Regions from separate parts of the Homo sapiens genome. Here region 2 is linked to region 1. A link is an interaction called in ENCODE POLR2A ChIA-PET data of the cell type or tissue named here. Cell type or tissue: IMR-90. All regions are shown on one strand. Links, peaks and the distances in the headings refer to the core of each region. The heading gives the core; the rest is flanking DNA.

What was found. ChIA-PET counts read pairs that join two places held together with the same protein. Peaks named below come from ENCODE experiments on the same cell type or tissue, not always from the same donor. Only the 100,000 strongest peaks of a DNase experiment are listed, where the experiment ranks them.
Region 2: POLR2A ChIA-PET joins it to region 1 with 12 read pairs; 3 of 35 experiments call an interaction of 5 or more read pairs at or near these places.

The regions. Positions count from the first base shown.
Region 1 is chr2:204,670,059-204,686,334 of GRCh38, forward strand. It overlaps PARD3B (par-3 family cell polarity regulator beta), which reads left to right. Exons shown (of 23, transcript NM_001302769.2): 2 at 16,123-16,224. LOC124907968 (a long non-coding RNA gene) reads right to left here and starts at 8,640. Exons shown (of 2, transcript XR_007088057.1): 1 at 7,327-8,640. In IMR-90, for the core only: no CTCF peak of the experiment used is centred there; no DNase peak of the experiment used is centred there.
Region 2 is chr2:204,751,905-204,768,180 of GRCh38, forward strand. The region is part of intron 2 of PARD3B (par-3 family cell polarity regulator beta); the gene reads left to right. Among named protein-coding and RNA genes, the nearest start is that of PARD3B, 210 kb to the left of the region's middle. In IMR-90, for the core only: no CTCF peak of the experiment used is centred there; no DNase peak of the experiment used is centred there.

The sequences.
Region 1 (16,276 bases), core at 4,184-12,183:
GGTGTTAAAATTCAAAAAGACTAAAAGATCTAAAAGAGTTGCCTCTGGAGAATACAGAACTGGGCCACTCTTCTGTACCATTTAATTTTTTAAAATCAAAGTAATGCTTACACATGGTTTAAAGAAGGGTTGGCAAAGTTATCTGTAAAGATCTAGAAAGTAAATATTTTAGCCTTTGCAAGCCACATGACCTCTGTTGCAGCTGCTCAACTCTGAGTTTGGCTGTGTTCCCTTTTATCTTTATTTACAAAAGCAGTGATAGGTAGGATTTGGCCCATGGGTCACAGTTTGCCAATTCGTTTATAGGGTCAAATAGTGCTAAAAGGCCCATGACAAAAACAGTGGTCCAATGGCCCCCTGCCGCCCAAACCACTTCTAAGAAGCAGTCACTCCAAACCCTTCACTCTAAACCCCACAGGTTTTTTCTATTTTTCTCCATAATTCTAATAATGTATGAATCAAGGGATACCAGTGTGCTTTTATGTCTAAATATGAATTTACTGCTATTCCTTGGTTCATCAATTTTAGACATTTTCTGTTTACATCTGATTAAGGTAGTTGAAAATACTAGCTATTTTATAGCTATAACTCAAGCTATACGTTTTTTTCTCCTTGTTTCCTAAAATTATTGTTAGGCTATTTGGTTAAATGCATATTCAGTGTTTTTACTGTTATGAGAATGCAGCTATTGTTACTTTTGAGCCCATAACTATGGTTGCCTTTTGTCTCGTGCAAACTTTTGGTTTTACTGGAGTTAATGACTTTATTTGCTTAGTTTTCATTGAATCTCATGCTTTTTTTCCGTTCTTTTTAATAGTTATGTAAAATGTCTCTTACTGCAATCTTCCACTGAGTTAAAACCATCAAAAATCTATTGATTTTGGACTTTTTCCTAGGAACATTGCTCCTGGAGCCCTTCTTCATTGTCCTGATCACATCAGGATTGGTTTTTCTCTAAGCCTTGCATGGTTATGTTAATTGCTGTCACCGTTTATCTGAGAATTCCCTTCCCATCTCTTGTGTGTTGGGTCCTCTGTTCCCTGGGTCCCTCATTTTGGTGGAGCACATTCGTCTAATCACCTGTCAGGAGTGACTGGGAGGAGGGTTGAGTGTAAGCCTGGTTTTTACTTTGCTGGCGTTGGATAGAGTAGCAAGGTTGGCATGTGACCCCCAGTCTTTAGTCTGTAGCCTTTTACATTCAGCCCTTCTCTGTGCCTGATGTCTTAGAGTCTGGATCTTGCTCTTTTTCAGTTTCTCCAGAGATAATATCTCTTGCCTCTCGATGAGTGAGATGGTGGGGGGCACCTACCTAGGAGTGTTATCCTTCCTTAAAGAATTTGTCAGGCAGCTTTTGTTCACCATTTTCAGCCCCCACCTTCGTCTACTTTTCATGATACCTGGGGTCTCCAGACCCTGTCGAAGTAGATAGGCTTGTGTTTCATGCTAGCTCTCTTCATTGGCAGGAACTTGGATTTGACCTTCTTCCCCTCTGAGAAGTCATTACTTCCTTGTCTTTCCTTTTCCTGTCTGCATGTTGTGATTTGAGTTACAGATATCTGCTACTTCCATGAAGATAGAGTTTATGGTTTTGTTTCTTAATTTCCTTGTTTGGGGATGATTTTCAGAGAAGGAATGAGATTGTCGTAATGACTGTAACTGTGGATGTGTGTTAGCTGATAATTTTTAAAATTAAAATATTTCTGTATCTGCAGTTTTCAAAACAATAAAGATGAAACTTATTTTCTTTCACCAGCTAAAATAAAGACCCACAGTCATCTCAGCTTTGGGGTTATATTAATATGTATGCATGAATGAATATATTCAAATATATATGTGCATGTATGCAACTGATAGTGTAATATAATCGTCGGAAAACTTTTCCTCAACATTTTGATTATTTTTCTATAATTTTTAGCATCTTTCTTTATAAGGTGAATTTTTAGCTTAATATTGTGTTGTTGTTTACTTCTTACACAATTGGCATTCCTGCTTGGGGCTTCCCTCCCACTGTATTTATAACTTAGTAGTGTAATAATGGTATAATGATACATCATTGTAGGCAATACTACATTGTTTTTCATGTCTTCATCTACCTTCTCATTCGCATTCCTGAAGTAGATAAGGTGTTACACCCAAGGGAAGCTGTTAGCTTTTATTAGCAGGCTATTTTCTGAAAAGTTTTAGCTAATTGTTTTTGGAGTTTGGCTTGCCTTTTCCCATGTAAAGAATATTTAAATGAAAATTTGTATTGTCTGCACAGGCTTTTCATATGTCAACATTTTGATTAATGTCAATGAATGTGTCAGTTAATTATGAATCTTAGCTAAGGCACTGGACATGAAGGGCAGATGGCCAGTGTATCCAGAAATTCTCAAACTGTTTGTGATAGAGGACCAGATTGTTTTGTTTGTTCATCTATGGCAAACAGATACTTTTATAAAATACAAAATCATGTGCATGAATATAGCAATAAAAATTGCTATAAATTTTAAAAAATGCTTACTCCCAATTTTTGTATTTTTGTTGCAAATGAAAAACAAACAGTTTCATGGAATGCATTAGCCTACAGACTACATTTTGATCCAGGCATAGGAAAAAAATTGGGAAGAGCGTTTCTTCCCAAATTTTTGACGTGTGAAAAACTTGCCTACCATTCTGGTGCTTCTCTTTCTGGGCCTTTTGCTCACTTCCTGCTGATTTTATTCTTTCCCAAGCCCAGAGGGTCTCTTTGCCCTCCTAACTGCTCATTAGCTTCTAGTTTTGAAGAATTATGCAGAGTAGTAATAATCACAGGCGCTGTTTATTGCACATCTATTGTAAGAAGAGTGCAGTGTCAGATGCTGGGATTACAGTGGCATACACATCAGAAATGGCGCTGCCTTTGGAATGTAAGAGTCTGTTGTCAAGAAAGAAAATATATGTATGTATATGTATGCCCGTGTATGTGAATGTATGTGAATATGTAATGAATTTCTCACAATCCAGTGAGGGTAGAGGATATTGTTCCCATTTATGAGTGGTAAATTTTGAATTTCAGCCTAGTCTTACTTTAAAGCTCATACTTTTTCCACGAAGCATTTTGGGGAGTATGCTGAATTATCCTATTTATGTGGCACATGCCCAGCCAATCCTGCTGTGCTGTACATCAGCAGTTTGGAAAAACCATCTGAGATGCAAATAACATGTAAGTCCCTTCTTCTTCCTTTCTAGAAGTATTTTCTTTTAAAAGAAAAGGTACCTTTAAACATATTTAATGCTGATGTAAAAAGTAGTAGAATTTTATTTCATTTTGTAGAGTGGAATAAAAAATTTACTCAGTGTGGTGCAAGATACTCTTGGCAAGGGTAGAGAGGTGGTTACTACCACTTGGTGTTTTTGCATCTCCACCAAGTTTATTCAACCTGACAAGCGAACTAGTTTTCCCACTCTCATATAAGGGTTGCTTTTCTGAGCTTTGACTTATTTTACAAATGACTGCAATGAGACTTGCCCTGGGGCACAGCCATTTGTTAGAAGACCTGGCTCCCCACCTCCAGTCTGCCACTGACTTGCCTCAAGTCTGTGCTCAAATGCCACTTTTTCATGGAGGCCGGGCCTGACCCCTTATTTAAAAATACAAACTGCCTGTACTCCCCATCCTCCTCATCCTACTGTATTTTATCTCTCAAATTGCTTATCACTTACTAACATATCATTAATTCACGTATGTATTTTGTTTGTTAATTATTGTCTTCTCCCTTCACTAAAATTTAAGCTTTATTCCTTCCAAGAGCTGGATTTTTATTCTCTTTTTTCTTAGATGTTGCAAGAACTCAACACATGTTGCAGAAAGGACTGCCATTGACCTGCAGTCTACAGTGTTTCTGCTTCTCCCATGCTGCCCTTGTCTATATCAAAAGATCTAAGTCTCAAGATTTGAGCTTTTACTCAGTATCAATAAAATGGCTTTCTCTGTTATACCCTGAGCCCGTCCCCCTACTTTCTTACTCCTTTCTGTTTCTCATTGTCTTCATTTGTATGACAAATGCATAATGAATGTCAGAAGTAGTGCTGGGGATATGGAAGTGAGTAAGATAAATGAGGTTTCTGAATCATGGTGCTTATGTTCTAGTTGGGGCAGACTAAGCCATAAAATTAACAAATAATTGAATAAAATAAGGATAACATGATATTGATAATTTATGATACTTCCAGGGAATCAGCGTTAGTTAGGTCGAGAAATTTCTCTCTGAGTAGGGGATACTTGAGGTTAGCTCTTCCTGCTTTCTTCTCTGCATTCTCTGTATTCTTTTTAGCTATACCTGTGATCCCTCTGCAGCATTCTGGAGGAATGAAGTTGTTAGAGAAACGCAGCTAACAGTAGCAGGTAGTATTATCCCCAATCCTTTTTGAAGATCAGAGGCAAATAATCCCTTACTATTCCTATTACTGCCACACTGAAAAGAAGTTTTATAAACAGTGTGGGAGGGGGGTGGGTGTTGGCGGGAGGTAGGTGGTTGCAGTAAAGTGGATGAGGTCTTTATGTTTGTCTTAGAGTTAGTTTATTAAAGTTAACTTATTTTATAAACACGGCCGCCAGTACCTCTTCTGCAATAAATTAAAATTCTCCTTTCTGTGTCTTAATCTCTTCTTTGATTGATCCATAAAACTGTGTTCAAGTGAAGAGCTAAGGGCCATTATTGTTACCTGTAAAATGCTTTAAACCTTACTCAGTCATTCATATACACAAAGATACACACAACTGGTAGACACTATCTGTCGAAAGTATTCTTTGGAGTTAGCATACAAAGATGCCAACGTTATAGCACCAAGAAAGTTTGAATTGGAGATATTAAGTAAACTGTGAGTTGTACAAATTTGCATTCTCAAATTTATTCTTATTAAAATTCATTTTGTAGCAGAATGTTTTTTAGGGCTTTATAATGGAAGAATTATTCTAAAAATTAATAGCTTGCTCTTCTCTTTGGAGAGATGGCTCCTTCCACTTTTTAGGTGTAGGCTTTGAATTCCTCTGGACCACACAAGTTTCTAAAACCTTGGCATCCAGGGCTTTGGACTATAAAATTTCATTGGAAACAAATAATGGAAAACAGGATTTTTAAAAAATCAGCTGTTTTCTTTAAAATTACTTTGAGTCATTGTTTTTCAATATTATTAAATTAGTAATGGTTCAGTGTTTTACGTCTTTCATACTGAGAATTGTTTTTAAATGGATTAAATCCATTTAATCTGCTTAAGTATATTTGCATCAATTATGCATTAAATATCTTTAATTTTTTTTAATTTCAGACTTTTAACGTTTAATTTTCCTGATATAACTTCAGTTTTGTGATTATACTGTATATAAACCTGAAGAGTTACATAAGGCCTATACTTTCATGCATTTAAGAGTGAGCCTTTAACTCACTCCTAGAGCTGTAGGAAAATGAAATTTCTATATTCTTATAAAGTCAGTGTCTTGAGATGATGTAGACAGTACATTTGGAAATAATTAAAATTTGTTCTTTATTAAAAAAAAGCTCTATCTAGATCTGGACCTTTTCTTCTCAAATAAATTTAGATTAATCCTAAAATGAAAAATGAACCTCTAAAGCCCTTTATATAAAGAAAACCGCTGAGATTATAGTTACTTCACAAAGCTGAATGAAAGTGACATGGGTTAATTAACATTCCTTTAAATATTTAGCTGATATATGAACTAGGAAGTGAAATATATGTCTCAATACTTAAATATTTTTCTATTTGAAAAAGGGAATAAGTAATATTATTAAAACTTAGATTATGAGATACTGTAGAAACAAATTCCCTGGAATTGTTGGTGCTTTTATATTGCAATTATTTTGTTTAGAATTATACATCAGAAGAAAACAACTATTAATACCTTTTCTATGGCTTAACCTTTGTTAAGCCATACTGGTTTATACATAATGGTTTATACTGGTTCCCTGTCTTTAAAATAAGAGGCCTATTCTCGGTGGTCTCTGAGCCAATGAATTCCTTCCAGTCTTTGAACTTATAAATTTACTAGTCAAGGCTTGAAAATTCCAAGTATTTTTTTTGGGGCGGGGGGTGGTAATGAGGGGAAGGTGGGAGGAGAACTATTTTAGAGTGAGAAAACAGCCTATTCAAAAATAATGTTCAAATCAATATAAAATTCTCAGGCTTTTTTTTCCCCCCTACCAAGAGTATTTCTTTTACCTTGGAGATGAAAGACCTTTTTCTTAAATTTGTTCATAAATTAATGAATTTTCAGGCTACATGGCAAGACATTGGAATAACGGGTAGATTGGGGAATTCAAAATATGATGTTTTGTTGAATAGACTTTCTGCTTGGGGATGCACAGTAACAGGGGAATCCTGCAGAATTGCCGAATCTATTATTCCTACCCTACAGCAGAGATTTCCTCTTTCAAGAGCTCAAAGCCCTAAGGATCTTTGAGGTTCTAGGTGCTGTAGGTCTGAGAGTTGGAAGGGATCTTCAGGATCACAGAAGTTCCACGTCTTATCCTGTAGCATCCTTGAGATACGGCTATCTAGCCTTTGCTTCACTCTTGAAAGATGTAGAGAGCTCATGTTTTTACCATACATCCCATTCTACTCTATGATTGTTTTTTTTTTTTTTTTTTTTGGAGACAGAGTCTTGCTCTGTCACCCAGGCTGGAGTGCAGTGGTGCAATCTCGGCTCACTGCAACCTCCACCTCCTGGATTCAAGCAATTCTCCTGCCTCAGCCTCCTGAGTAGCTGGGATTACAGGCACGTGCCACCACGCCCAGCTAATTTTTATATTTTTAGTAGAGACAGGGTTTCACCATGTTGGTCAGGGTGGTCTCAAACTCCTGACGTCGTGATCCACCCACCTCGGCCTCCCAAAGTGCTGGGATTACAGGCGTGAGCCACCGCACCCGGCCAAGATTGTTCTTTTTGAAGGATCTTTCTTACGCTGAGTTTCTACCTCTCTATCGTCTATGTATCATTTCTAGAACAGCACAGAAAAAGCCAAATCTCTCTTTTATGTGGAAGGCTTTTAGTTGGATTGGAGATCTCCTATGGTCATTTAACTCTCTGCTGTTACCTCTGTTGTCTCAGTTCTCATGTACTTATTTACGGAGGTCTAAGTGTTTAAGGTAAAACTTTTACATAAAATATAGTCTCCAGTGTAATCCAGATACTTCCTCTGGTGCTCAACTGAAAAGACAATGAATACTCCAAGTCTAGATTAAAAACAGGTAGCATTGGCCTTATTCAGAGGACGTATGTTCACTTCCATTGTGGTGTCTCCCTAAGGGATTTTTAGGACTAATTTTAATAAGTAATTTTTACCTTACCTGATAACTTTAAGAGCTCAGTGCCCTGTAAACTGTAGTTCTGTCTTTGAAATAGCAAAGTGTTTTCCTTTTTGTTCTCCAATTTAGACAAGCCTCAATTAATTCAGCTCACTCATCATAAGATGTATTTCCATCTCCTTAACCTTTGTGGTTACTGTCACATGGGTCATCTCCAGTTAGTTAATGATGGTCTCTTCAAATCTGACAAAATACTCTAAATGTAGTGGGACCACTTTGGCACAGAGTGAAACGATTCCTTGTTCTGTTCTCACACAGTCCTTGTATTATCATAGCCTAAGATGGTAATAATAATATTTTTAGCAGACTCATCACTGTTGACTTGTTAAAGCCTGTGGTCAACTAAGCATCTCCTGGGCTTCTTAGAAATGTTGAATAACTGGTAGTCAGTTAGCTACATGTTCTATTGGTAGGATAACCTGGCCTTCCCATCTTCTGGGACTTCTACACTCCTTTTGTTTTAGGATTTGTCCTTATTCTTCTGAGGAAACTAGACTTACTCTGAACAGCTTTTTGGTGGTCTTCATTTGTTTAGCTGTAGAGATGGCATGTGCAAAAGGAACAATTAGGTATTTCAGTTTGAAAAAGTCACATTTTTGGAAGCAAAGATATTATTTTCATTTTTATGTAAATACCTTGGAAGTATATCACACGTGCAGAAAAGTACACAAGTTAAGTATAGCTGGTGAGACAGGAGAGTCCCTGACTCCCTCGCAGGACTTGCGATGAGGGGTGGCTCCTTTGCAGCCGAGCTCAAACCGCTTGTGGGAGGGGGAGCACGCAGGTGAGCAGGTGCAGGACCTGGGGCAAGTGCCTTTAGGTGCTGGCAGGACCAAACCCAGTAACCGGGCCCGTGGTAGCAATCAGTGGTTGCCCGCAACTTCTGGAGCCCCAGAGGTTGTGTATTACAAACAATGCCCTTTTGGTTGTTGCCTTCAACAGAGAGCTAAGCCTTAACCAGCTCAGTGGAGAGTCAGGGTGACATATACCCTGCCCTCTTGGTACCCGGGTTCTTGTCTGGCATCCAGGAAGAATCAGGTCACACGGACTTGAAGGATGTTGAATGCAGAGGTTTTATTGACTGATGGAGGTGGCTGTCAGTGGAAAAGGAGCTAGAGCGGGGATGGTGCGGGAAGAAAGTAGTCTTTCCTTGAAGCCTGGCTGACTCCAGCCGGGTCGTCTCCGAAGTCGTGTGGTCTGACATTAAGCCGCGTCTAGCCTTAGTCTCTGATGCGCAGTTGCTTCTAGTCTCTGATGCGCAGTTGCTTCTCCTCTCGATGTTCAGCCGCTTGTCTCTCTGCCAGCTGAGCTCTGAGGTTTATAGGAGCACGAGATACGGAGGCTGGGTGGGCCAAAAAGTAGCATTTGAGCTGGAAAACGGATAACTGTTTTCATTTAGGGCTGCAGATTCCAGGCTCGAGGGTGGGTTCTTTGCCAGGGAGCTGCCCTCTTCTATCCAGTATTTCCCTGCCTCCTGTCGGTATCGCTAACATACAGATCAAGAAATAGAACATTGCCCTAGAAGCCGCTTCATGCCTCTTTCTACTCACCACCCTTCCCCCTCACAAGGAGTAACCAGTCTCGTGACTTCTACATTGTGAATTAATTATGCCTCTTTTTGAACTTGTTATGCATGTAATCATACAAAAGGTGCTTGTTTTGTATTTGGCTCTTTTTATGCAATTTCATGTTGCGAGATTTACTCATGTTGTCGCATAAACTTGTAGTTTTGTTCATTCTTGCTGTATAGTATTCCATTGCATGGACATACTGTAGTTTATACATTCTACTGGTTACGAATATTTGAGCTATTTCCAGATTTTTAGGTATTAAAAATAATCCTGCTATGAATATTCTGTGTGTCGTTTGGTTAGGTATATATTCATAGCAGGATTTGATATATACCCAGATTTCTGTTAGATGTATACCCAGAAGTGGAATTGCTGAGTTATGTGTGATGTTCATTCAGCTTTATGGCATGTTTATGTTCAGTTACTGCCAGTTTTCCAAAGTGATTGTATACATTTACACTTTTACCCTTAGTGTACTAGAATTCTAGTTGCTTTGTATTCTCACAATCCTTACCCTAACCCCAGTCAATTTGGACAAGATCAATATCTTCACAATAGTGAGCTTTTCAATCTATGATAGTCTTCTTTAATTTTTCCTAATATTTTATAATTTTAAATCATAAATGTTTTGCATATTTTCATTAGACTCATTCATAAGTATTTGATTTTATGCTATTGTAAATGTTACAATTTTTTTTTAATTTTTTTTAATCTTTAACTGGTTTTCTTTGTTTAGTTATTGGTTTGCCTTATTTACTAAGATACTTCTATACTGTGATTTGGTGGTGCCTATTCTCAAATGCTTTTTCTGCATCCATTGTGGTGATCATTTGATCTTTATCATTTTTTCTATATTAATTTATGAATAACTTAGGTTGATTTTTGACTTTTAAATAACTCTTGCATGACTGTAATAATTTCCACTTGGTTATCATGTATTATTCCTTATAGACATCACTGAATTTGATTTACAAATGTTTAAGATTTTTACCTACATATGTAGATTTTTACCTACATATCCATGAGAAAGAGAGAGACTGGGATATTATTTTCTTGTAATATCCTTGTAAGGATATTGGTATCAAATTTATGCTATCTTTTTTAAAAAAAGCTGAGAGAATTTTTCTCTTTTTCTAGTCTCTAGAAGTATTTATATAAAAGATTGGCATTATTTGTTCCTTAAATATTAGGAAGATTTTACCTGTGATGTCATCTGAGCTTGGAATTTTCCTTTTGAAGAAACATTTGGAAGGTTTTGAAACAATAAATTCAATTTAATTCTTGTTGTTTTTGTATTAATCATATTTTGTATTTTTACTGTCCATTTTGTTGTATTTTTCGAAGAATTCGTTCATTTTATAAAAATTGTTAAATTTATAGGTCCAAGGTTTTTAGAATATTCTCTTCAGTATCTGTAGGATCTATAATGGTTTTGCTTGCCTTTGTTCCTTCCTGATATTGGAAATTTATTTTATTTTTCTTGATTGGTTCTGCTATGAATTTACTAGTTTTGTCAAGCTTTTCATAAAACCAACTTTGATTTTTATTTGTTGTTTTTTTATTTCATTGTTCTTTGCTCTTTATTTTCTTCACTGTGTCTTTGGATTTCATTAGCTGTTTTTTTTCTAGCTTTTTGATCAATTTTTTTTACTTGTTAATATGTGCATTAAAGACCATAACTGACACATTTGGCACTGATTTACCTGCATTCCACACATTTTTGCTATTTTAATTACTAGAAGTATTTTCTCATTGCCTTTATTTTTCATCTATGGATTTTTCAGTACTGTATTTCCTAATTTCCAAACAGCTGGGCATTTTTGAGATATTTTTCTGTGGTTGATTCTACTGTGATAAGAGAACATATTTTAAATGATTTCAGACCTTTGAAATTTGGTACACGTTCCATGTACACTTATAAAGTATGTTCTAATCTTTTCGGTTACACTATTTGTGTGTGTGTGTGCAAATATAATACAAATAAGTTAGGCTACATTTGTTACTTGTGTCAGTCAGATGATTTATATCTTCTTCAATTTTTTGTTTCCTATCAAGTCTCCCAATTCATGTTTTTAAAATATTTTTTAAAGATCTGTTCATTTTGACAGTATATGTATTAAAGTTATATTATTGGGTACGTACACATTTAACATTGTTATCTTTCTGTTAGATTGAGCCTTTTATCATGATTGAATATCCCACTTTATCTTTATTAATACTTCTTTCCTTGAAGTCTCCTTTATCTGATATTAGGATTAGTATGGCCATACCAACTTTCTTTTGATAGAATCATAGATTTTTAGATCTGGAAGTAAATATATGTATGGACTAATTCTCCCTCATTTTATATGTAATTAAAGGTTTATAATTCTATTGGACTTGCTAGGTGTTACTTTCAACCCAGCATAAAAACTCCGGGTCCCATTCTAGTTCTGCTGAATTCTTTGGAAACATACTGTAGTTAATTCAAACAGCCTCAGCCCATGTTCTTCTACTAGGCTTTTCTCCTGAAGTTTACACTTGGTTGATCTATTTTAGGAAGGTGAAGGCGTGTTCTGAAGCCAGTTAGGGCTGGTTCATAATAAACTGTATATTCATCACTGCCTTTTCTGGCTTGATTCTTTCCTTTCACGTGTCAGTGCTGCTCTGCTAGGCTTTGTTTGGGTGTCATTTTCCAAAACTCTTGTTTTTCCCTGCACTGCTCTGTGGCTGGCTACTCAGAGGCTCCTGTTCTCTGTCTGCCCCAAACAGTCTGCAGACATGCTCTGTCACCTTCTCCTTCCTGGGTGCATTGTGGGGCATCTGATTCTCATTTGGTCTTGGGTAGAGGGGAGAATGCCCCCAGGAGATTATTATAAAAGTAATTAAGTGTTATGTGCAAGTACATTTTTGTAATTCTCTATCTAATTTCTGGTGCTTCAAACTCCCTCTCTATTCTTGGCAGTAAGATCTTTTTCCACTGTTTCCAAAACCCTTAAGTCTATGATTATGAAGATTATATTTTGAAGGTTTCCCCACTTAATTCTCATTTGTGAAGCATGGGACAGACCCACTTAAGCAAAGAATTTGGGGCCTTCCATTGTCACCCCCCATGTCTCTGCATTTTGACCTCTATGAGGTGCATCATACAAAAGGCCATCCAGTCTCCAGGCTCACTAATGATGATGCACCCGAGGCCCAGAATAATGGCAACTTGCCTGGGTACGTATGCTTATGTAGGGATAGAAATGGACCTGATTCCCTGCCTGATTCCTTGGTAATTGTGCTTTGTATTAAGTTATTTAATAACAAAATATTTTCTGTGTTTAAAAAAAAATCCCACCTTGGCTTTGCTGCTTATTCAGTGTCTGAACTTCGGAAAGTTAATTCACCTACCTTGGTTTTCTCATCTGTAAGATGGATTAACTGTTTTATGAGGCATTTTGAGGATAAATGAGTTAATCATACAAAACACATAGTACCTATAGTACCTGACCTATAGGTAAAATCTCATTTTGTGGATATGTGCCACCAAATTCATGAAGTTAAATTCTATAAAGAAAATTCCGTTTTGTTTTTACCTTCCATTTGACCATTGCTGTTGTGTTCCAGTAGGTAAGATTCTTCTAGTAAAAACATTAAGCCACCAGGAAACCAGTTGCATGGCTGAGAACTGTAATTCATGTAGCCCCTCTCCAAAAATCGGCTTTTCCTTTGCAGCACTCTCCCCACTTTGGGACCTCGCTGCCATTGCAGGCTGTTTTTTCTTCTTGGACTACAGGCATCTTGCTTGGGCCCCTCCAAGTTTTCCCTTTCTTGTGTTTATTGGCATAATCCCAGTTCATGGTAGTCACAGCATTATAGTATGTGGGTTGCCAGTCTACTCCTTTAGGTATTACAAGTGGAAAATTATTGTACTTCAAACATGGTTAATGTAAATTTTCTAATGCATAAGGTAAAATTTCATGTCATCTACCCATAGTGAAGGTCTTTTGGTGCTATTAGTATTAAAGCCTATTTGGAACCATTTTTACATTTGATCATTAAAAATAACTCTTCTTCCTGTAATGCCTGTGTTTTTGTTTTGCTTTCCTTTTGCAATTCATTCTCATAGGCTAGTTTTAGTTTTAAAATTTTAGTAGCATTTAAATTAACTCTTTTATTTTAAAAACAGATACAATAATGTCAAAAGTGGAGAAAACATAATTATAACATTATTTTTCAATAATGATCCTAGGAGTATAAGTAATAAGACATTGCATAGCAAAATGAACACATATATTAGAGATATTTTCAAAATAATTTAAAAGCTATGTGTACCACAGTTACTTGTGCAATATAAAGGCAAGTTAAGTGTCATAATCATAAAAATATAGTAATTTTTTCCCAGTGACAGTATGAACCAGAACACATATGTGAACACCTTTTCATATCTGATCAGTTTTATTCCTGATGGCAATAAAACCATGTAAATGAAATGCAAAATGTTGACTGCAATGTAATGGTTGAAATTTTTACATGCATTAAAGAGTCAGGATAAATTTATGGTCTTACGATGGCTGTAGGTTGCATATTTTGTATGTACATTTTTGAGTGATCAATAGCACCATGGCCAAAATACCATGGGGACAAAAATCACAGTTGGTATGTACTGTGGTTTATTGACATTTTGCCCCCTCTCAGATGTGTAAAATATTAACCCTGAGACTGATTTCCTATGGCTTGTCTGTTTTTGTTCAGGGTTAGGTGTAGATATATGCCCATCATTAGCCTACTCTTTTCTTCTTTGGAATGTATAAAATGGCAATATCAATGTGGAATAGGGAGTTCAAATTGTAGTCTTTCCATATTCTGACACCATGTTTTTCACTTAAAATTTTTGGGTCAAATACATGTTTCCAAAATGTATCAAGATACTTTTTTACTTCATTTAGTTCTGAGCTCTTTTGAATCAAATTAGAGAACAGTGTCTTAGTTTCAACTCCGTGTCTTATTTTCCACAATGTCTTGGATCCCAGTGTGCGTGAGGGAGGAATGGATGTGATGCGGCAACCCCATCTTGCTGCCATTTGTTTGATATTCCCTTTGCCACTGATCAAATCCTATCTTTGGCTATTTTTTGAGTTACTTTATTTTAAATTAGGACTCTTTGGTTTTCTTCTCTCTGTGTTTCCACCTCTAGGCAGGAAGGTGTACTTTAACTTACTGCAGTTGTGAAGGATGATTATTTACCTCCATCGTAGGTGATAAAATCTGCTTTTACAAACTGAACTTGAGAAAAAAGCAGATAACTGATAGATGCCTGCTTTTAAGTACAAATATACTATAAAGAAAACTCTTTAGAATACATTACTTTTTATAAACATGGTTAAAATCAACAGATTTCATCTACAGAGCTAGGTAATATATCAAAAAACTCAATGGAAGTTTATAGAAATTAATTAAATTGAACTCTTTTTATAAGCAGACTTTTTACAAGGAATAAATAATACTTAATATTTCCGTCAGAAGTCCTGGGTAGATTTGAAGAAATATGTTGCTTGCGGCATGGCCATAACAAAAAAGATTTAATTCCCAAATATTGCTGGGGGAGAGCTGTATTGTCCAGTGGCCATTACATAGTTTTCTCTATGCTAGGATCCTCCCTTTTTGAAATCTGGCCTATTATACTTAGCTCATCTTTTACAGCACAATTACTTCGGGTTGGCAAAGACCTCTGGTTAAAGAAACTGAATAATGAGAGTTGTGTGTCTTTCTTACCTGATTATACTCCCACTGCTTATATCTTTGAGATCTCTATCTGTGCCACAGAGTCAGGCATTTAAAGTTTCCTAGTAAATCATTGGTGTTTGCACCTATAAACTCAGTATTAGAAGTAAACAAAACTCCTTTTATTTTACTTGAAATTCAATACTGTATGGAGAACTTAATTTTGAAATGTCTAAAGCCTAACTAAGGAGAATTCCTTTAGATTTTTAAAGCCTATCACTTTACCAAGTTGTATTACTGGAAAGCTATGTACTTGGGTCACATTTTAGTAGCTCTCCAAATAGATGCCTTAAAAAAGTATTGTTTAATAGTATGCCCTTACTGTTTATTGGGGGTCAGCTAAAAAGAAGACTGTATGACAACCATTTCTATTAGCTTTTATGAAATTGAAATTGAATTCCGTGGGTTATATTAGTTCTTATCCCTAATAAAGATTTGTATGGGAAAGGCTTAGAGCTGTATCCTAGAAGAATTTCCATCTTTCTTTTTTAACAAACTGGTATCTGTTCGTTTATTGGATACCAAGTGTATTATAGCTCAAAAGTTTCCCACTTTGAGGGGCTTTCTAAGACTCACAGAACCAAATTGATTATAGCTTGGGGATTATGGTAAAACCTTACTCATGTTTTTCTTCACTTCATTCATTGGTTCATGTTCTTGTCCCATCGCTATAATGGTTCACTTTCATAGCTATCCTGGAAATAGGCAGTACGTAAGTAACTGAATGAGCTAGATTATTTAATTCTAAATTCTAGAATCAGAGTAAGCGGTTTTTAAAAGTAAGCAGTTTTTTAAAAAGCGATAGTTGAACATCTCTTTAATTACTACCCCAACTCAGTGAATTCCCCATTCAACTCTGAACACAGTTTGAGTTGCTGCCATGCTGCAGGAAATGGCAAGCGAGGCTGGAGCTCCTGCTCTGTGCATCATTGCATATCTCAGAGTGAGGCTGCATGCTGAACATGGAGATTTAAACAGGTGAAGATGTTGGTGGCTACCCATTCCATTTATATATTTTGTAGTGATAGCTATTACCATCACAGATTCTGCCTTTAGGGTTTTTTCCCTACAGCTTTGGAATCTGTTTGGACTTTTATTCCTAGTTTCAGAAAGTACCCTCAAGAAGATCTTTCTTTTCCAGAGTATTCTTGGAATTACCTGAGTTGTAGGTTATAAAAATTCCCTGAGTATGTTTTTCAAACAGTTTATTTTTGCATTGCAATTTACCTTCCAGGAAAATTGATGAAATATGTATACCTTGATTCTCCGATTTAAGTTAAACAGGATAAAAATGCCAAGTATTTTTTTCCAAATAAATAGATAACATTTGTTTTCAGTGTTTAAAAATTTGATTACTAGAACATATTTTTAACAAGTTAACTTATGTCTCTTAACATTAAAATGTGTTTAACTTTTTAACATAGATTAGGTCATTAAACTTGTGTTTGTTCTACTATAGGGTCCTGGTTACTGGGTGAAGATTCATCACTTAGAATATACAGATGGAGGAATCCTGGATCCAGATGATGTCTTGGCAGATGTTGTTGAAGATAAAGACAAGGTAGATAACTCTAAAAATGTGCCTCTTTGTTTTCCTCTACAGAGCTGCATGT
Region 2 (16,276 bases), core at 5,379-13,378, 83 kb after region 1:
AGAACTCTGTGTTGGAACATTATTTCCATAATACATCTTGTTCATAAGATCTGTGATGTCAAGGGCTATGTATTCATCCTGCTGATCCCAATGTCAAATATGTCTTACTAGATATTTGCTTCACAAGAAAGAGAAGTGCTGTGTTTAAAAATGTAGGCTTTGGAACTTAAAATATCTGATAAGCATAATCATTACACACCAGGGTTACTTCCTTATATCATCCTAAAACATTTAGGAAATGTGCTCATTTTATATATTGAGAAAGTAAGATTATCTTTAAAAGTGTGGATTTTGGAGCTAGGCCCAGTGCCTTTGACTGTATTGCTTACTTTCTGCTATGGGGCAATCTTTATGTCTTTATGATTCCATTTTCTCATTTATAAATTGAGGTATCTTAAGGTTATGATGATGATTAAATGGTATAATAAATGTGGGCTACTTGGTAAAGTGCCACATAAGTAAGCCCTCTGAAGTGTTTACCTATTGCTGCAGCTGTTTAGCCATTGATTCAGCATCATACAAGCACACATCTAATGAATTCGTACTTTTAGTGAATGAATAAAAAATGGTATCTTTATAAACTCGAATGTTGCCCCTTGTTAATTTTCTAACAAATTAGAACTGTGAAACCCAACTTATTTTCATTTTTGCCTTAGAGATCAGTAAGCTTAGAACGAAATTCATTATTCCAATGGTGTAACTTGTTCAGTTCAATTCTAGGAACAACTACTACTTTATTTTCTTCAGTTGATCCCTATTCTCTTTGATCCTTTAATTTCTGATTTTATGTCATCTCCATCCATAAATCACTGCCAAGCCTTTTGAAAGGGGTATAATTTATATTAAATGGCCTATCTCCCATTCCCTGTTAACATCTTGACCATGTACAATTGCGTGCCGTTCTCATCTGTGAGGTTTTAGTTGTAGCATGGATTCTTTTTAGGCTTAATTGGAAAAGCCGTCAATCCTGTAAACCACCTACGACATCCCACAGTGTACTATACAGGTTAATTTTCCATGACTATTACAATTTGTGACACTGGTTTAAAGAGCAAAATCCAAATTATCTGCTTACTAAATGTATAAATTCAGAAAATGACATCTTTTCAAAATTCTTTTAAATTTTGGGTAAGTTTAGGTAACGCCAAAAGTCCTATTCGGTATTTTAGAGCCAAAATCTAGACAGAAGGTGTAATGTAAAACACAGTTTTGTCAAAACACTCAGACCATTGGCTTATTTACCTGCTTGTAGTTTATATTAAAAAGTAAATTATCATTGAATGAGATTTTAGGTCTTTCTGAAAATGAGAAATTTCCATTGAAAGATATGGCTAGTCATGTTTTTGTTGCTTAAGATTTTATAGCTGGAAATACTGCATTTTAAAAATATCTTCAGTTTTTCATCCACATTACAGCTAGGTGCTCCTAAATGTGTTGAAAGATTTCTATTAATATATGGTATTAAATGATTCATAATTTGAAGACTCTTAAAGTTCTTTGATCTTATAGCTAAAAATACTGCAGGTATTATAGTTACTAGAAAAAATTTCCCATTCTATACTGGCTTGTCTATTATCTGCAGCTTACTTAGAATTTTTAAAGGACAGTATAAATAAACGGAACCCCCCAAATCTGGTACTTGACTGATTTGACTGGAAGACCCATGGCCTAGTTCCAGCTGTGTAATCAGTAGCTATGTGATTTTGACCAAATAAGTTAACATCTCTATGCCTCAATTTTCTTATCAATAAAATGAGGAAAGTTGGGCTAAACTGATTCCTGAGATCCCATTCAGCTGTGGAAGCCTTTGATTCTCTTGTCACAAAGCAGCACACAATGAAATACTTTATTCAAAATGAAATGGTGAGCCAGGCATGGTGGGCCACAGCTGTAATCCTAGCACTCTGGGAGGCTGAAGAAGGAGGATTGCTTGAGCTCAGGAGTTTGAGATCAGCTGGGCAACGTAGTAAGACCTCATCTCTACCAAAAAATTAAAATAAAATAATATAAAATAAATAATTGGTGCAGTGTTATTAAGCATTGGCCCCTGGAATATATCCAAAGGTCAGGAAAGAAGTTCACAATTCTGTATAGTCTGCATAGCTGCAGCCAGGCTGGCTGATGCAAGTGTCTGTAAAGTTACTGTGGCTTTCTATTTGCCTGCTGGGATTCTAGCATTGAGGATAGCCTCTGAAAAACAGTGCCACTATGAGCCAGTTTCAGTTCCATTGAAGGAAAAAATGATTTGAGAACCTCAAAATGGGATCCATGGACTTCTGTATTCTACCAGGGCTCAGCAAATACTTCACAGGTGATTTGGTTGGTAGGGATGAAAAGAACGTTGAGACAGCTTTGTTCACATACATTCTTCAATTTGAAATGTTAATTATTATGACAGGCACTGTAGCATGTGTAATCATGAATAATTATAAGAAGCAATAAAGCTCATAATGTTAAAGAGAGGGAACTCGAAAGGCAGTCTTCCTGGGTTTAAATCTGAGCACTGTCTGTCAATAGCTTTGAGAGTTCAAGCAAGTTGTTTAACCTCTTTGTGCCTCAGTTCCTTCATGTAGAAAGTAAGTATAATAATAGAACCTGCCTTATAAAGTTATTCTGGAAATCAATAAATTATTAAATGTAAAACATTTAGAATGTCTGGCATGTAAATTCTTCATAGGTGTTATCTATTGTTATTACATTATTTTCACAGAAAATATTTAATGTTTGCAATATCAGGAATAGATTTGGGTACAAATAACTGAAAATCCTAAGATAATAATGACTTAGGCACAACAAGATGGCTGCTAAAGCACTTCCCTTTTAAACACAAGTTTTAGAAGTCACATTTGACCATTTGGTTTACCTCTTCTTGACCAGAACTTAATTATGAGGCCAAATAAGCTTCAAAGGAAGATGTAAAATGTGCAATTTAATCTATGGGGCTATGTGATTAGTTCAAAATATAATGGCTTTATTATTGAGGATTAAAGAGAGAATATTGGGAAACAGCATCTTTCCACAAATATAATTACATTTTGAAAACCGAGTTCCTCAGTTTTCTCAGTTAAGGGACAGCTTCTTTGCCAAACTGTTCATATTATTTGCATATCTAAATATTTAATTTCAGTTATTAGTGTTGTGTTATTTAATTGCCTTGCACGCAAAAAATGGACTGATTTCTCAAAAATGATTACATGGCAAAAATAGAATTAAAATATTAACATCAGAACTCCAGTTCAGGCACTAAATTTAAATTGACATAAGTTGGTAGAAAGGACTCTGCTAGTGCCATAATTTAGGGGAAGCTCCTAACTACGGAAATGTGTGAATAGGAAGTATGGCAGTGAACACTAGTGTTCAGATTTGATTGGACTGATGATCTACTGACCCCCTAGTCACCTGTTAGGAAACTGTAAAAATAAGCTACCCAAATATGAAATTGATGATTCTTTTTTCCCGAAAGGCAGAAGTTAAAACCCTTCAGATGTCATTTAGAATTTCAATCCTTTGTGTGACACAAGTCACATTATTACTGAGAAGCTTGTCAACCAACCCAAACTCTTACGATAAATGGGTGTAGAGGGGAAGCAGATTAATTATTGGCAAAACCTCTTTGTTAAATGACATTTTTTGTTCAATGACACATCACACATTAGTAGCCATCAATGTGTAAGTACAGTCACTATTTTATGTACTAATATTTTTCTCCCAGTAAAGCACAAGAACTGGGGTACAGAGACTGAATCACAGTTCAGAATATATTAATTACATGCATTCATTCATTTATTTGTTCATTCAACATACATTTTTTCAGGGCCAAGAGTTATTCCAGGCAATGGAAATATGGCAGTTAACAAAAGAAATAAGCTCTTACCATCATAGAACATATAATTCTAATGACAGAGAAATGCTTGATGACTTTTACCACTATTTATCTCTTATGACCCTGTGTTACATGAAAAGGAAGTGATTGCTGTGAGCATTCTTGTGTAGGCTGAGCAAGGTGAATTAGGATTTTTAGAGAGAGTGAAACAGTTTTTGGTTGGGGCAAGAGTAGCATTGCTATGTATATAAGAGTTTACCTGGATACTTGTCTATCTTCTGCTTTACTTCCAAGAGCATTTCCTAATCAATAGTATACGTCCTGGTGGTGATTAAGAGATGAAGGAAGTAGTCAAAATTGTGACTAGGATGGAATTGCAGTCATTGAGTTTCTATGTTAGTGTTCTGGGCAAAGAAATACAATACAGCTTTCTCCCTACTCCTTCCCAATGGCAAGGGGGTCACACAAGATTACCTGAAATATGGAATAAAAACATCTTTTTATGGACAGTAGATTGACTCTTTTTTATATTAAGTGGCATGATCAGTTGGTGTTTCTTTATGATATTTAGTGTCTTGAGTAGTGTGGCCCTATCTTTGTATGGCTGCAATATTACTGTATTTAACATTAAGGATAAATTATTGGAGATTTTGAAGAAGACTGAATAGTGATACAAATGGTTGTTACCAAGAGTTATATTTTTTCTCCATTATTTGATTTTCTTTATTTGAATAAATAAATCGAATAGCTTATGTACAAATCAGTGCAAATGCTGCAGCAGGATATAAAAGTGCATTTCTTTACGTTGAAGGAAATGGTTAGCTTTGCTTTAAATGTGACGAGTTTTTCAACTGAAAGTAGACATAAGGGAGAAGTCTCTCCATAATTCCCAGGTCTACATTTGCTCCAAATATTCCCAACTCTCTGAGAGAGGCACGCCAGACTTGCCGTCATTCCTAATGTTTTATAATGGTAAAGAAGGGCTTTCTAATTTAGATGAAATAGAGTAAGAAAAGAAACTGAATGGATATGGAATCCGATTTTTTAAAAATTTTAGATTTAGGGGGTTCCTGTGCAGGTTTGCTGCATAAACTGCATGACTCTGAGGTTTGGGCTTCTAATGATCCCATCACACAAGTAGTGAATAGTGTACTCAATAAGTAGTTTTTCAACCCTTTTCCTCCTTTCTTCCCTCCCCTCCTTTGGAATCTCGTGTTTATTGTTCCATCTTTGTGTCCATGTATATCCAATGTTTAGCTCCCACTGTTAAGTGAGAACATGCAGTATTTGGTTTTCTGTTTCTGCATTAATTTGCTTAGGTTAATGGCCTTCAGCTGCATCCATGTTGCTGCAAAGGACATCATCTCATTCTTTTTATGGCTGTGCAGTATTCCATGGTGTATGTGTACCACATTTTCTTTATCCAGTCCACCGTTTATGGGCACCTGGGTTGATTCTATGTCTTTGCTGTTGTGACTAGTGCTGCCATAAATATATGAATGCAAGTGTCTTGTTGGTAGAATGATTTATTTTCCTTTGGGTATATACCCAGTAATGGGGTTTCTGGGTTGAATAGTTGTTCTATTTTTAGTTCCTTGAGGAATCTCCAAACTTGTTTCCACAGGGACTAACCTCATTTGCATTCCCACCAACAGTGTGTAAGTGTTCTCTTTCCTCCACAACCTTGCCAACATTCTTTTTGACCTTCTTATAGTAGCCATTCTGACTAGCGTGAGATGGTATCTCATTGTAGTTTTGATGTGCGTATCTCTGATTAGTGATGTTGAGCATTTTTTTTCATATGTTTGTTGGCTGCTTGTAGGTCTTCTTTTGAGAAGCATCTTTGTCCTCTGCCTACTTTTTAATGGGGTTATTTTGGAATCTGATCTTTGGCTCATGTCAGATAAAGATACCTTTGTGAAAGATTGCAAACAGCAAATCTCTTGCTGATATGAAACTAGCGATTTTAAAACTTTTAATTTTTATTTAAAATTCAGATGACTTTTTTTAAACAAAAGATTGGTGACTGTATGCTGAGTGCTTTTGAAGTAGTCTACAAATCCCTTCAGTTTGAGAAATACTACTCTTGGCAGAAGAACAGAAATAAGATACATAAAAGACAATATGAGGAAACAAGAAAAGTCAGAGTTGGGCATATAAAACTTCAGGGAATAGTGGTGGGCCCAGATGTTGTTTAAGGAGTAAATGTAAAGTTTACAAGTATTTAATGTTCTGGTTATCTGTGAGGTAACAAACCACTTCAAAACCTAATGGCTTAAGATGACAACTATTTATCTCACAAATCTTTGTGTTGGCTGTGTGCTGCTTTGTTCAGTTGGGGCCACACCATATGCATTCAGCCTAGCTTAGCAGAGGCCTCTTGGTTTTCCTCCATGTGGCAGTGTCTCATCCTCCAGGGCCTCTCCAAGTGGTATCTCTCTAGTTGGACTTACTTTTAAAGCATGGCAGCTGAGCCCCAAGATGGGTGTTCCAAGAAGGAAACCCGAAAGCTCAGTGCTTGCTTAAGGTCACTTGGCTAAAACAAGTCATGTGCCCAAGCCCAGAGTCAGTATGAGAAGCACAAAGGCATGAATCCCTAAGGCATGTTTCACTGGGATCTACCAGTGAAACAGTCTACCACAAGTGTGGAAAGAAAGAAGCCTGTCATTGCAATGTTTATATTTCTTATCAAACCTGAAGGACATTCTATCTTGGAAATGGGACAAGTTCACACTGTGATGGTTTGAATGTCTATGAATGTGATAATCAGAATATTTTAAAGCAGTGGCTCTCAACTTCGGCTGCACAGAAGAATCACTTAGGGGAACACTGAAAACTGCAGGTGCTTTAGATTGCAAAGGCCAATTAAATAACGTTTCTCCAGGTATGAGTATATTTTAAGGCTCTTTGGCAGATTTCTAAAGTGCCATCAAAGTTGAGACAGCACTGTTGTTTCTGAGATTGACTTGAAGGAGGACAGCCATATATTTTCTTTGCACCACTGTTAGAATGCTTGCTTAGATGTGCAGTGAATAAAGGATCAAGCGTGGCATTCTTTATGATTCTTGTTTGGCTCCGTGGTTATGATTTCTTCCAGTGAGATACCATCTCAATCATATTTCTCCCCTTAGAACCCTAAAATAGTTAAGTATTTTCTCAAGTGGCCTTACAATATTTCTTATGGATATATCTGATTTGAGTTCCTCAGTTGTCCTTCTCTGATGTTCTTGTTTCTTATTCATATCTCATATAGACTTGTCACCCTTCTGTGTCTGTGTCACTTCAAATTATTTGATCCTTACTGTCCTTCCACATCTCAGTCAGAGCAGATGCCTTCCTAATATCTAAGCTATCAGGCACTTTTTCCTGATTGTCCTTCTTCTTGTAATGTTCTCATAATAATTCTTCATGACTGCAGTTACTCAAATGAGTTCTATAATTCAACACCTTTTTGGTTCCTCTGAACACATAAAATTAAAATTTAAATGCATAAACTTTCCTATCTGATTGGCCACACCTTTAAGTTTTTTGTAGTGTTAATTTATTTCAAAATGTAGTATGTATACCTGGTAAAGTAAAACTTTTCAAATAAGTATAAATTAAAAAGGAAATCTCTTTCCATGGCGCACCCACAGTTTCATTCCATGGAGGAAACTATTAGTGCTTGTTTGTGTATTCCTCCAGAAATGTTTTTATATACCATAATATACATATTTAAAAATATAGCAGTGTTTTTAAGCATAATGTATTGTTTTGAACCTTTAAAATTATTTGATATATCTTGGAGATTTTGTCATATCAGTGGTTTTAAAAATGTCATTATAGTTCACTATATGGCCATACCATAATTTATTTAAATGTTCCTCTGTTGTTAACATTTGCATGCTTTTAAGTGTTATTTCCAACACATATCTTTCTGTAAATGTATAAATTACTAGTGGGGAATTGCTGGGTCAAATAGTCTGTTTCCTTGGATTTTGATACCTATTGCCCAAGTGCCTTCCAAAGAGATGCCACTAATTTTATATTCCCACAACTGTTTATGTGATTATACCTGTTTTCTTATATCCTCATCTGCATCTGCACAGGATTTAAACCAAATTTTATTTTTTGCTTTAGTTTAGGCCTTTACTATCTCTTGTCTGGTCTAATGTAATCTGTTTTTTGTTTACCCTCTTATAGACATTAGCAGAGTCTGGAACATATAGAAGATTACCTATGAATGTTAGAATGATAGATTTTACTGAATTGTAGGACATAAAATTTCTGCTTTTGTTAATCAGTAACAAATATCCAATGAAATATAAATACTGCATGGTATTACTCTGAAAACAGAACCCATGCTGAGCATTAAAGTAGCCAAATAGTCTAACAGGCATTATATGTTTTTTAATTAGTTTAAGTTTTTATATTTTTGAGTTAAAAATCCCAGCAAAGTCCTAGAAATAATGCTTGTATGATATTTTTCACCTTAGTGGGTTGTAACATACTCAAAGAGGAAGAATACATGAATTTTCATTAGAAATAGTGATATGAAGAGTTGATATACATGAAATTAATATTTATTTTTGAATCGTGTTAAAAGCATTTTTGCTTGTATTGATTTTTGTGGGGATTTTCTCTTGTATACAAACAATGGAATAAATCATGACAAAAAGCTTAACATATGTAGTATAATATTTCATAAAGTCAGAAGAAATTATAGCTTATATAATGAAAAACTGACATTGAGCAGTATTTTATTATATTGTGATTAAAAAATCATGACTTTACAAATTACATTTCATATCTGGCTCCTGTAGTTTTTCTTTTAATATATTGAAACTGTTTTATTAATAAGGAAGTTTCAACTTCTTGGGAACCCTTTACTTTGAGGCAAATACAGTTTTCCTGGTTCATTATTAAACTTATCTCTCTTTTAAATACCTTGCCAATTTTTGAGAGTGGTGGAAGGTGTGGAAAGCTCTATGTTCTTTAGAGTTTGAAGAAATATTTATTGTGTTAGGTATATTAATAGAAAATTATTTACTTTTCGTAGGTGAAAGTACTGTGCTATAAAATGTCTCTCCTTTTCAAAATTTGCATTATCCATCATTAATTCAAGTGAAGTAGTACTTTCAACATGGAATTGTGAAACTGAAGTTGTTCACTTTCTATTTAGAAGTTACTTCTGTTCAAGGATATTTCTTTTTACCTGTTGCAGAAGAGCATCTTAATAGCTGCCACATTTGTTGACTATTTTCTATATGCCAGTATTTGCACTAGACATTTTACAGATATTCTTTTATTTAATCTTTACAATAGAACCTTTAAAGGGTTATTATTGCATTTATGGCTGACAAGAGTAAAACTCCAACAGATTAAGTAACTTGGCCAGTGATGACACAAACTTGTTAGGGGTGGAGCTGGGATGCAAACCTAACTCCAATGTCCACAATCATTGTATGGCCAAGGATGACTTTCATGGGATTGAATTTTAGCCAACAGATCAAAATTCTAAAGAATTTATTTTAGTGTTTCATCATCTTCTCAAACCTTCAGCTTCATTAAGGTTCAGTAATTAAAAATGGGAATAACCACATTTTATGATCCTTGTTAGAATACAGATCACTAAAAGGCACACCATTCAGTTTCCTTGCTGAAAGAGTAGTCACCAAGATAGTCTCCTAAGTTGAGAGCAGAGGCAGATATTAATAATGTCAAGTTGCTCAATCAGTCCTTAAGCTGTGTGGCTTTTAAGGAATTGGATTCAAGAATGTGAATTCAGTTGTGTGGCCACTTCTGGGTTGGCTATATTTTCCCATTTATTAAATTCACCCATAGTTGTTTTTTTTTAAATAAGGGGAGCTTGCATTTCTACCTAAAAATTACAAAAAAAAAAAATAGATTTTTCATGGTTTCTTTGAAATGTAATTTCTTACCATGATATCTTCAATTATCACAGTTTAGATGTATTACAATATAAAAATCTTTGCTTAGAAAGCTTACGTCTTTGAATGTTCATCTGGATTTTATGTTAAGAGAAGAAATTTTCCTTTATTTTGGCTTTAATGAAAGACCATGTCAAACAGTGATTTATCTGACATGTAAATAGTTATAAGCCTTGTTTTAATTTTATATTTTAAAACACAAATGTAGTCCGTGGTATAGTTATAATATGCATTATATATGTTGCCCTAGTGTCATGATATTTTTATGAATCAGGCTTTCAATTTCAAAAATCAGCTTTTGCTTTTTTATGCTCCTGGGTTGGATACTGTCATTGTCTTTAATATCTAAGGAAAATGTCTCTTCTTGCCATTGAGCCCACAATTTTCTTTTTAAAAAAAATCAGATAATGCTTATATATTGAATGATAAAGATTTTCTTTTCTTTTCCTTCTTTTTCTATTTTTTTTTTTTTTTTTTTTTTTGAGATGGAATCTTGCTCTGTCACCCAAGTCGGAGTGCAGTGGCACAATCTCGGCTGACTGCAACCTCTGCCTCCCAGGTTCAAGTGATTCTCCTGCCTCAGCCTCCTGAGTAGGTGGGAGTACAGGCACGTGCCACCATGCCCAGCTAATTTTTTGTAGAGATGGGGTTTCACCATGTTAGTCAGGATGGTCTCGATCTCCTGTCCTTGTGATCTGTCCACCAATCCACCCGGCTTGGCCTTCCAAAGTAATAGGATTACAGGCATGAGCCACGGCGCCCAACCCGAATGGCAAAGATTTTCTAAAGCTAGATCAGATAAATTTCTAGCAGCTCAAGAGGCAGGATTTCTATGAAGTTAGAAGTAAATTTAAATTTAAGCCTTGATTCATCTATAGACAGATATTTGCATTGAATTAGGAATTAGGTGTACATTGATTTTTTAAAGGTGTCAATTAAACAGTATGGGAATTGGAGTTTTAATTTGTTTCTTTTAATGTCTCAGGTCAGGCAATGACTTTTTCCCATTTGTTATTGTTTTGAATCTTATATGTTTTCTTTAGTGTGATGATTAGGGGGACTTAACTGCCAGCTGTTCATCTTTCTTTTTTCTTTTTCTTTTTCTTTTTTTTTTTTTTTTGAGACAGAGTTTCACTCTTGTTGCCCAGGCTGGAGTGCAATGGCACGATCTCGGCTCACCACAACCTCCACCTCCCAGGTTCAAACGATTCTCCTGCCTCAGCCTCCCTAGTAGCTGGGATTATAGGCATATGCCACCATGCCCGGCTAATTTTGTATTTGTAGTAGAGACAGTGTTTCTCCATGTTGGTCAGGCTGGTCTCAAACTCCCGACCTCAGGTGATCCGCCCACCTCGGCCTCCCAAAGTGCTGGGATTACATGCGTGAGCCACTGCGCCCGGCCTTGTTCGTTTTTCTTTACTTGACAATTAGGTTCCCTCTATTGCCCTCTGCCTCATATTGTATAACCCTATAACATAGCTATATGATTTCTTCCTAAATATGCATCTCAGGGCTTGACCTACCAGGGACAGCATGGATTGTTAACTGCTTTCCGATGTTGACAGCACTGCTGTTGTTCTATCCACCTAAATCTGATTTAGCTAAAACAAAGGCAGTATATCTGCTACCTTAAGTTATTATATATAGATTCAGTTTGCTTTGTGTTTGTTCTTTTAATTTGGTTTTACAGATTAAAGGTTTGACTCTATCTGATTATTTTGTGTAAATGCATTTTTCAGGTCTGATGCATAGGCAACTTTGCCTAAATAAATTAGCTTCCTGGCTGGATTAGCAAAAGACTCAAAATTCTTCAAAATATAGGAGTAATTTTTTTCCGAAGAGCTACTAAAGTGGTTTCCATTAAACTGGGGAAAAATGAATATTAAAAAAAGGAAAATTGATTTATAAAAGATTATAGCACTTTCTGAACTTATTCCATAGAGGAGATAAACAGTGCATTTTTACTCCCAATAATAGAAGTGACTGACGCATAGCCTCAGTTTTTTCTTAAAACATGTTTCATGTGCACATAATGCCAGACAGTCCTGAACAATATGTGGAGCACTATCAAGGATAATTCTCCTGTTTAAACATTGAATCTCCTGTGCCTGGTGTATATATGTGATAAATGCACTGTGCCATTTATTCACCTTCAATACATGTGTATTTTTATTTTGGAAAGATAATGTGTATGATTGTTGATTAGACCAACTTTTCTTCCATGCTTATAGAATAGAGTGAAATTTTTAATCTATGTAATACTTAGAAAATGAATATGTGGTCTATTCTTATGATATTTACTTTTTTGAGACCAAGTTTCTTTTTTGTGGAATTGTAGCAGTCTCTCATTGCCTGAGGTATACCCTAAATTCTTTGTCCCATGACCAAGAAAATTAAGGAGTGTGGACACTAAGGGTGAGGCTGTAGCAAGAGTTTAATGAGTGAAAGGAGAAAGCTCTCCACCACAGAGAGAGGGCCCCAAAGAGGGTTGCTGTTTTACAGTTGAATATAGAGGCTTTTATGAGAAATCAGTGAAAGCTGGGCATCTCATTTGCATAAGGCATGAATTTCTGGTAGCTCCACCGCATCCTTCTAGTGTGCATGCAAGCCCTTAGCTTGAGTTACTCCATAGTTACTCCATACTGCTTTGTTTCCTTTAAGGTACATGTGTCAGGGGATGGAATTTTCCATTGTGAGCATGTCTGGGCAAATCTCCTGTGTAGCCTTTCTTATCTATGTGGCAGTGGGCATGTCTTAAGCAAGTTCCCCCGTGCAAATTCCCTTTTCTGTGCCTGCAGCTTGATTTCTAAGCTCGTTTTTTGTTTGAAAGAATTTTACCGAGGACCCACCCTAACTGCCTGCCTGACCATTTCCTTCCTCCTCTCTCAGAATGATTTCTTCACAGTTTTGATAGAAGTTTTACTAAGATTGAAAGAAAACAAACTTTGAATAAATAGATGCACACACCATGTAACTGGATGTTAGTACTGAATTTTATCATGATATTAATCTGGGCAAGTTGGCTACCTGACCAGCAGGCTGAATCTGGCATGCATGCGTGTGTGTGTGTGTGTGTGTGTGTGTGTAGTTAATTTTTTAATTTACATTTGAAATAGGCTTGGACAGGACAGGCATTCTGCAGCTGCCAGTTACCTCCATATTCTCTTATATAAACCTCATATTTAAATTCATTCCTTCCCTCCTCCCTCCTGCGCTGGCTCTTAGATTCATTTGAGTTTTTGACAGTTTTGTTTAAATAAATCTAGGAAGGACTGATGCATTTTTTTTTGTAATTCTGATTAATATTCCAGTGAGACTTTAGAGAAGGGAAGGAACAAATTTACAGGTCATCTGGATCATTTAACTCTTAGAGAAAATAGTTAAATGGAGATTTACCAGTGTATTTTTTAAATAAGCAAGATGGGATTTGGTTAACTGAGAGAAGAAACTACCTTGCAATATTTAGCTGGCTTGACTGCAGGATAAAACAGAGGTCAGTACATTTGTTTCACTGAGCAGATGGTGACTGCACTTGTTCTCAAAGTGTGGTTGCCAGACCAGCATCAGTATCACCTGAGAGGTTGTTTGAAAAATATTTAGCCCCATCCAAGACCTGCTGAATCAGAAAGCCTGGGGTTGGAGGCCACAGTCTGAGTTTTAACAAGTCTTGCATGGTGTTCTTATGCTGTCTAAAATTGGAGAACCACTCTTCTGCTGAATCTTCTTGCTGCAAGAAGATCAGTGGAAGACGTGGTGTTCCCTGGATTGAAGAAATCTGAGTTCTGATCTTAACCTAGCCTCTTGTCAGCTGTGTGACCATGATTCCTCTAGATCCATATTTCCTAATTGCAAAACAAGAAAATTGTGTTATTTGACTTTCTTCCAAATAGTCTGAGGCATTAATAATTTCAAAAGTCTTTTATAGTATTATTTCTTCAAAACAGCATATTTTGGTTTCTTTCATTCTTCTCTCCTATTGCTATGCAATAAAAAAAAATTCAGCCTGAAAGAAGTACCATTTAATTTTCTTTTGTTTAAGGGGCTGTGGGAAATTGAAGTAGAACATTTATCAGGTGCCCTTAGGCTACAAACTAATAATGGAGGAAATGGCCCTGAATCTTCCTAGCACCTGTGGGCCTTGCCTTAGAAGATGCCTGACAAGGACAGTTGAAATATTTAGTGGTACTTGATGTGCTAGAGTATGAAACCAAGTGTAATTTCAGCAATTTCGAGCCCATCGAACTTGCCTAGCTAGTGCAGTTAGTATAGCCCACAAATGGTTATGAAGGAAGCAGTTAATAGTAATGGTTTCCTGTATTACTTGGCATATTTTGAAAGCAAATTAATTTTAAAATTTTACTTTTAATGCTAGCTTATTTGTGATTGTCTTTCCTCCCAAACTTGATACTTGAATTTGTATTAGGTTTCCACTTTTAAGGCAATTCTATATATTTTGTTTCATATTATTGCCAGTGAAAGCTATCTTATAGTATTGTTAGAACAGTGAAACAGAGGTGAAAGTTCTCCTGCTTTATCTGGTCAATACCCAACAACACCTAGAAACTTTCTTCCAAATCTCACTGATTGATTTTATGTTAAGTAGTACTTAATACTTATGTGTTTAAAATACATATCAGTACTTACCTGTTTTAAAAATATTTAATATTCTCATTATAAAAACAGTAACTACCCATTGTAGAAAATTCAAATATTATTGGGGTACATAATATAAAAAGTAAAAGTCCTTTGGAATCCACTTTCTCTACTTTTGCCCACCACCCATGGTAACTATTGTCATTAGCCTGAAGTTTGTCATAAGTTCCTTTATATTTTTTTCTAAATTGCACTGTTAAAAATTTTAGTGTACTATACTCTTAATGTACTATTGCTATACCTTATTTCATATTACATTCACAGTCAAAATTTTGATTTCCTTGACAAATCTAAGACAGAATAGCTAGCATATTGGTGAAATTTTGAATTCATATTCATCCTCATAACAATGAAATGCAGACATCAGTGCTGTTATAAATAAAAACCAGAGGAACTAAAAAAAAATTTGAGGAAATAATCAGCAAACTAACTTTGTTATGCTTTGCAAAGTAATTTTTCTAAAGCTTATGAAGTTGAAATATGCCCTTTTGTAAATCAAAAAAAAAAAACAAAAGCAAACATTAGAGATTATACTGAGGAATTGATTGAGGTAAAATATTATCCAGATTCGGTTTAGAAATTAATGGTAATATTTCTGTAGGAAGGTCTGGACTGGAGTATTCTGCTCTCTGCTGTTTCTTGTATTTTCTTTTTCTTTTTTTTTTTTTTTCACATTTTTTATTTTATTTTTTTATTTTTTTATTATACTCTAAGTTTTAGGGTACATGTGCACATTGTGCAGGTTAGTTACATATGTATACATGTGCCATGCTGGTGCGCTGCACCCACTAATGTGTCATCTAGCATTAGGTATATCTCCCAATGCTATCCCTCCCCCCTCCCCCGACCCCACCACAGTCCCCAGAGTGTGATATTCCCCTTCCTGTGTCCATGTGATCTCATTGTTCAATTCCCACCTATGAGTGAGAATATGCGGTGTTTGGTTTTTTGTTCTTGCGATAGTTTACTGAGAATGATGATTTCCAATTTCATCCATGTCCCTACAAAGGACATGAACTCATCATTTTTTATGGCTGCATAGTATTCCATGGTGTATATGTGCCACATTTTCTTAATCCAGTCTATCATTGTTGGACATTTGGGTTGGTTCCAAGTCTTTGCTATTGTGAATAGTGCCGCAATAAACATACGTGTGCATGTGTCTTTATAGCAGCATGATTTATAGTCATTTGGGTATATACCCAGTAATGGGATGGCTGGGTCAAATGGTATTTCTAGTTCTAGATCCCTGAGGAATCGCCACACTGACTTCCACAATGGTTGAACTAGTTTACAGTCCCACCAACAGTGTAAAAGTGTTCCTATTTCTCCGCATCCTCTCCAGCACCTGTTGTTTCCTGACTTTTTAATGATTGCCATTCTAACTGGTGTGAGATGATATCTCATAGTGGTTTTGATTTGCATTTCTCTGATGGCCAGTGATGATGAGCATTTCTTCATGTGTTTTTTGGCTGCATAAATGTCTTCTTTTGAGAAGTGTCTGTTCATGTCCTTTGCCCACTTTTTGATGGGGTTGTTTGTTTTTTTCTTGTAAATTTGTTTGAGTTCATTGTAGATTCTGGATATTAGCCCTTTGTCAGATGAGTAGGTTGCGAAAATTTTCTCCCATGTTGTAGGTTGCCTGTTCACTGTGATGGTAGTTTCTTTTGCTGTGCAGAAGCTCTTTAGTTTAATTAGATCCCATTTGTCAATTTTGTCTTTTGTTGCCATTGCTTTTGGTGTTTTGGACATGAAGTCCTTGCCCACGCCTATGTCCTGAATGGTAATGCCTAGGTTTTCTTCTAGGGTTTTTATGGTTTTAGGTTTAACGTTTAAATCTTTAATCCATCTTGAATTGATTTTTGTATAA